2 separate regions of the Homo sapiens genome follow, and region 1 is linked to region 2. The links are chromatin contacts, found by Hi-C or POLR2A ChIA-PET in ENCODE. All regions are on one chromosome and are shown on one strand. The core of a region is the stretch at or near the end of the contact, and the rest is flanking DNA. Distances in the headings are between cores, read along the strand shown.

Region 1 (2,700 bases), core at 130-2,629, 130 kb before region 2:
AGGCCAGCAGAATGTCACAGACCTGTTTTCCACTCCCCACAGGCCAGAAGAAGGGGCTCACTGGGAAGAAATGTTGCATATTTTTAGACAAATGGAAGGAAGCCCTGTCTGCCAGCAAAGGGAGTCACACAGGAGACCCTGAGAGGGCTCTTGTTTGTAAAATGGGCATAGCTCTATTGTTATTTCTCATTATGAAAATAATCCATGCCCATGTTTAAAAATCTAATCATTAAAAAAAGGTAGAATGGTAATAAAAATCGTGTGAAATCCCACCTTCCAAAGATAGTAACTCTTCAGATTTTAGTGTCTGAACTTCTGAGCTCTTTCTGGGCAGATATTAGCCACTGCTATCTTGTAATCTACTTTTTTTGCTGACATGAGCATCTTTTCAAGCTGATGGACATAGATCTGCATAATCCTTTCTCGTGGCCACGTTATATTCCATTCTCCAAATACTCCATCACTTATCTAGCCAGTCCGTGAGCGTGGGATGTTTGGATTATTCCTAATTACTCATCATTAATAACCAGGATCCTTCTAATTATCCTTTTCATGTTGGTCTGGTTATACCCTTGGGATAAATCCCTAGAGATGGGATTGCTGGGTCACAGGGGAACCTCACAGGAGAGTTCCACTTCTACCTGCAACCTTGGCCAAGGACTTTAATTTCCCTAAAGCTGTTCCCCAACCTGTGAAATGGGTACACGAATCCTGTTCTGATAATGGCAAGGATTGCAGGACCTGGCACAGAACCTGGCATTTAGTAGGTTCTACTAAATGTTAGCTCCTTTTCTGAGTAGTTGCTGCTAACTCTCCTTTCACAAAGTGCTTTGGTATATATCATCTCTTTAATGTTATGATTCCAAAGGAAGGAAAAAGTAAAACAGATATGAAGTCTCAAGAAGGGTTGGGGAAATTCCTGGGTGGGTGACTGCAATTGAGCAGGGGCTGACGGCTGGGGCTTATTCTCAAATCTTCAGGGTCAGAGACACTTAGAGCAACCAACACATCCTCTGTCTACCATGTCTGGGCATCCCCCATCAGGGAGAGAACACGATATCCATTCAGTCCTGGCGATGTACTTTCGGAGTACACCCCTGGAGGATGTCCAGGCAGAGGTTTGAGCCAAGGTCCCTTAAAGAGAAGTCCTGCCATGAGGGACGATGATCCCCCCAGGAGGCCTGGAGGACCCCTCCTGCACCTGGCTCTGAGAGCCCAGGGTTAAGCCCTTTGCTTACTGAGCCTGGGCAATTGACTGAACCATCAGAAACTCTTGATTTTCCAGCCTAGATAAGAGGGCCAAGGGCTCAGAGAAGCTTCTCCCACTGGGGGACAAGAGGACATATGAGTAGCTAAGTGGTGTCTGCCAGAGCTGGATGTGAGAAGTGGATGGGACCGTGATCCCAGAGTCAGGTTATATTTAGCAAGCACGTGTCAGGGATATGGCTCCTATCAGCAACTCTCAGGCTGCTTGGAGACTGTGTCTTACACAATTTGAAAAACTACCTGGTAAAACGAAGCTGGCAGTTGGATTCCCAGACTTCTAGAAGCCCCTCCCGGAGGTGTGGCGGGATCTCTCCAGAGGCTGAGCTGCCCTATGGCTTCCATCCCTAATATGGCTCTTCTGTTCCCTCCACCGGCCTCTCCATCCTGGGCCTGACCCCTATCCACATCAACTTCACCAGGAGCCCAGTGACACCCCCAAGGTCAGTGTCTCCACCCATTTAGAAGGGCCCATTTAGGTGAAGGCTGATTGCAGAGCCCCTGAAGTCCCCCCACGGGGCAGTTGCCTGTGGGAGAAGCACCATCCCTCCCTGAAGACAGCCGATGAACAGAGCGTGTTGTCGGGCCGCCTTGGGGTCCAGGAGCCTGGGCCGCCCACACTGCCCTCAGGAGAAATGGACCTGTGCCCACCCAGCGCTGGTTCCAGGAGAAGGGCCGGGCTGGCCTGGTGCAGGGAGGATGGCATGTCTTACAGCTCCACTTAGCTGACTCCTGGAAAGGAAGGTGCCCCTCACTCACTGCCTCCATCTCTCCAGAAGCCAATGTCAGAACAAAAAGTCAGGAGGAGCCACACATCCATCCCATGGGCAGAGGGAGCCTGGTGCATACTCATCTCCCTTCTGAGGTCAAACTTGGCCATACCCTCATTGAGTGCTCCCGAAAAAATGGCCTGTGATGGCTCCAGGCCTGCCAGCCCCAGTACTTGGGATGGCTTGGGTCCCCAGGGGAGGGGGCCCCCGGCCCTGTGCCAGGAGCAGAGCCCTCCTGGGGAGAGCAAGGCAGTTCTCAAGGAAATCTTCTGGCCTTCCTCCCTGCCCCATCCATCACCAGACAGCCCACTCCAGATGGAAAGGGAAAAGGAAGAAAAAATGTTAATATGCAATTAAAGTTGAGATCATAAACAGGTGCTCTAATTAGAAGTCTTCTCAAATCATCAAAAGCTCATTTACAAGGTGAGATGCCAGAGGTGCCCTGATGCCGGCTGGCACAGAGCTTTCTGCCACTGAGGAGGAGTTTGGGGACAGCCCTCACCTGTCTCCTTGAGGCTTCGGCAGGTGGGCAGGGGCCAGGAGAGGTGGGGGCACAGGGGAAGTCTTAGCCAGACCTGGAGGAGGGCAGCTCCTGCTCACGGCAGCTCCACAGGTGGCTCCCCAGCATGGCCACTGCTCAGGCTGTCTTGGCAGAAGGAGCTCTGCA
Region 2 (2,700 bases), core at 121-2,620:
GATGTTTCCAAATTTCCCTGCCCGCCAGCGGAGTTGTCAGCGGTTTAATCACAATGTCGTGCTCCCCAGGGCTGAAGGGAGATGGGTCTGCAGCCTTCACCTCACCTGCTGTGAGATGGGGGCTCCGTGACCTTATGCCCTGGGAATCTCACCAGGCTGATTCAGAGAATCCCATCCTGGTCCTTGCAGCTGTGCCCTTTGGTCAGAAGGGGGCTTCCCTTCCACCTGCAATCTGAGGAATGCTTCCTTCAGATGAAAAAAAACACACACAGAAATAAATGAAGATAGCTGATAGGAATTCCCAGGACATTCCCAGAGATCTTTCCTGTCTTTTGGAATCCCTTCTGTAATCATGAGACTATGGGTCCTGCTGCTATGAGGAAGACCAAAATAACAGTGGCTTCAATGAAAGGGAAGCTCCTTTGGCTTTCATGTCACAGTTCAGGGTTGATGTGGCAGCCCCAGGGTCAGGGATCGGCCACCCTGGCTCCCTCCGGGTGGCTGCTCCCCATTCCTAGGGCTTTGCCTTCTTTTACATGGTCCAAAATGGCTACTCCAGCTCCTGCCATTGCAACTGCATTCCAACCAGTGGAAAGAGGAGAAAATAAGGTGGAGGGTGAGTTCCTTCCCTTTAAGCCCACAACTTGCATACATCATTTCATCTCTGGTGTCGTTGGACAGAATTTTGTCATATGGTTACTCCTAGTTGCAAGAGAGTCTGGGAAGTGTCGTTTTTTGCTTTGTAGTTCCATCCTAACGTACTTTGGGGAAAGAGGTTCTGCATGTGAATCATTCAGGGCTGAGTAGAGCTGTGCTTAGCCTGGGGTGCCCCTGTGGGCTTCAGCTTTCTGGCTTATAGTGCACAGAATTGCCCATCTCAGTCCAAGGCCTGGCAATGACTGTCTGAGGCGCCGTCTGAGGCCTGGAGTTTACAGTACGCAAGTGATCTAAAGCTTAGTATGTCTCATCCTGGAAATTCCAGGGTCTGTTCCAATGCAGCTGGTCTGAGAGAGCACCAGATTTGCACCCAGTAAACCCCCATAGTGTGAGTGAGGAGCTGAAGGGGGAGTCCTCTCCTCCCAGATTAGCCACTGAGAGATGACTTTGAGTGGAGTCGACTGCTCTGCCAGGCAGGCTCTGTGCTTCTGTCCTGCCAAGCTGGCAGGAAACTTGCTCAGTGATCTTGGGCTGCTCAGAGCCACAGTGGTTCTAAACTGCCATGCCCCAAACCTTGCACCCTTGGCTCCACTGGAACCTACAGAAAGCCAGATGGAACCGTTTCCTCGGAGAAGATCCTCTCCCTCTGAGCACCCGTGGCTTTCTTCCCTGCCCATTTCCTGGCAGCCCAGGAGGGGATGGCACGCCAGGCATTTCCCAGCAAGCTGTTGGTGAGGTTGTTCCATCCGGAGTGAGTGGCGAGGGCATGACTTCTAAGCTGTGTTCACAGCCCTTCCCGTGTGGTGATCTTGTCCCAGCTCTCCCACCTGGAGGCTCCTCTTGGAGTGCCCTGGCTGGCCAGATGGCCCTGCAGCCATGAGCAAGTCCTAGGCCTTCCTGCAGGCTTCGAAGGCCCGGAAATCAGCAGGCAGCTCCCCCAGCCGCCTCGGGGTTTAGCTCCACCCTGCCTGCCAGCCCCAGAGCTCCGCTGGCATCAGGCCAGAGTACTCAGGCCTCTGGGGCAGGTGTCCTCTGCAGCACTGGGCGGGCGGCAGGAGGGCTGGCTGTGGAATCAGCAGAGCCCCAGGGCCTACGCCCACACCACACAAGTGCTCTGTGCACCTCCATGCTTCTGCACGGGCACACGACGTATCCACAGGCACGAGTGTGTGGGGATTCAGCACCTCCACCCCCACACTTCCTCCAAAAGCAACCTCACCTCCATGGCAGGTGGTGGAGGCCATAGTAAATGTGAGGCCACAAAGGCCATGTTGAAAGTGGAGGTGGAGGCCATCCTGAATGTGGGGTGGAGGCCATAGTGAGTGCAGGTGAAGGCCCTGGTGAGTTTGGTGGGGGCCCTGGTGAATTGGGTGGAGGCCATGGTGAGTTGGGTGGAGGCCCTGGTAAGTGTGAGCGGAGGCCCCGTTGAGGTGGATGGAGGCCCTGGTGACTGCAGGTGGAGGCCATGGTGACTGTGAGGGTGGAGGCCATGGTGATTGTGAAGGTGGAGGCTATGGTGAGTTGGGTGGAGGCCCTGCCCTGGTGAGTTGGATGGAGGCCATAGTGAGTGTGGTTGGAGGCCACGGTGAGTTGGGTGGAGGCCCTGGTGAGTTGGGTGGAGGCCACGGTGAGTTGGGTGGAGGCCCTGGTAAGTTGGATGGAGGCCATAGTGAGTGTGGTTGGAGGCCCTGGTGAGTTGGGTGGAGGCCCTGGTGAGTGTGACTGGAGGCCCTGTTGAGGCGGATGGAGGCCCTGGTGACTGAGGGTGGAGGCCATGGTGACTGTGAGGGTGAGGGCCCTGGTGAGTGGTTGGAGGCCATGGTAACTGTGAAGGTGGAGGCTGTGGTGAGTTGGGTGGAGGCCCTGGTGAGTTGGGTGGAGGCTCTGGTGGGTTGGGAGGAGGTCCTGGTGAGTGTGAGCAGAGGCCCTGGTGAGGTAGAGGCCCTGGTGACTGAGGGTGGAGGCCATGGTGACTGTGAGGGTGAAAGTCATGGTGAGTTGGGTAGAGGCCATGGTGACTGTGAGGGTGGAGGCCATGGTGAG

The links. Hi-C counts contacts between places; a loop is a spot of excess contacts on that map. ChIA-PET counts read pairs that join two places held with the same protein, here RNA polymerase II (POLR2A). Pooled maps may share reads with other maps.
Region 1: a loop to region 2 is called in a map of Right ventricle myocardium inferior, with 4 times the contacts of the local background. The contact joins two enhancer-like sites. A Hi-C loop is called at or near these places in 2 of 168 maps with a recorded cell type or tissue (Right ventricle myocardium inferior and cardiac septum), 1 of 37 single-sample maps with no recorded cell type and 4 of 50 pooled maps. POLR2A ChIA-PET finds 5 or more read pairs at or near these places in 1 of 52 experiments (A549).

Annotation. Positions count from the first base shown.
Region 1 is chr1:7,516,715-7,519,414 of GRCh38, forward strand. The region is part of intron 6 of CAMTA1 (calmodulin binding transcription activator 1); the gene reads left to right. Among named protein-coding and RNA genes, the nearest start is that of CAMTA1-AS1, 76 kb to the left of the region's middle. Within about 2 kb of position 1,380, at least 4 of the 41 ENCODE cell types and tissues checked have a DNase peak (open chromatin) inside an H3K27ac peak, as active enhancers do.
Region 2 is chr1:7,644,053-7,646,752 of GRCh38, forward strand. All of the region lies in intron 7 of CAMTA1 (calmodulin binding transcription activator 1), which reads left to right. Among named protein-coding and RNA genes, the nearest start is that of VAMP3, 130 kb to the right of the region's middle. RefSeq lists an enhancer at 1-259. Within about 2 kb of position 1,371, at least 7 of the 41 ENCODE cell types and tissues checked have a DNase peak (open chromatin) inside an H3K27ac peak, as active enhancers do.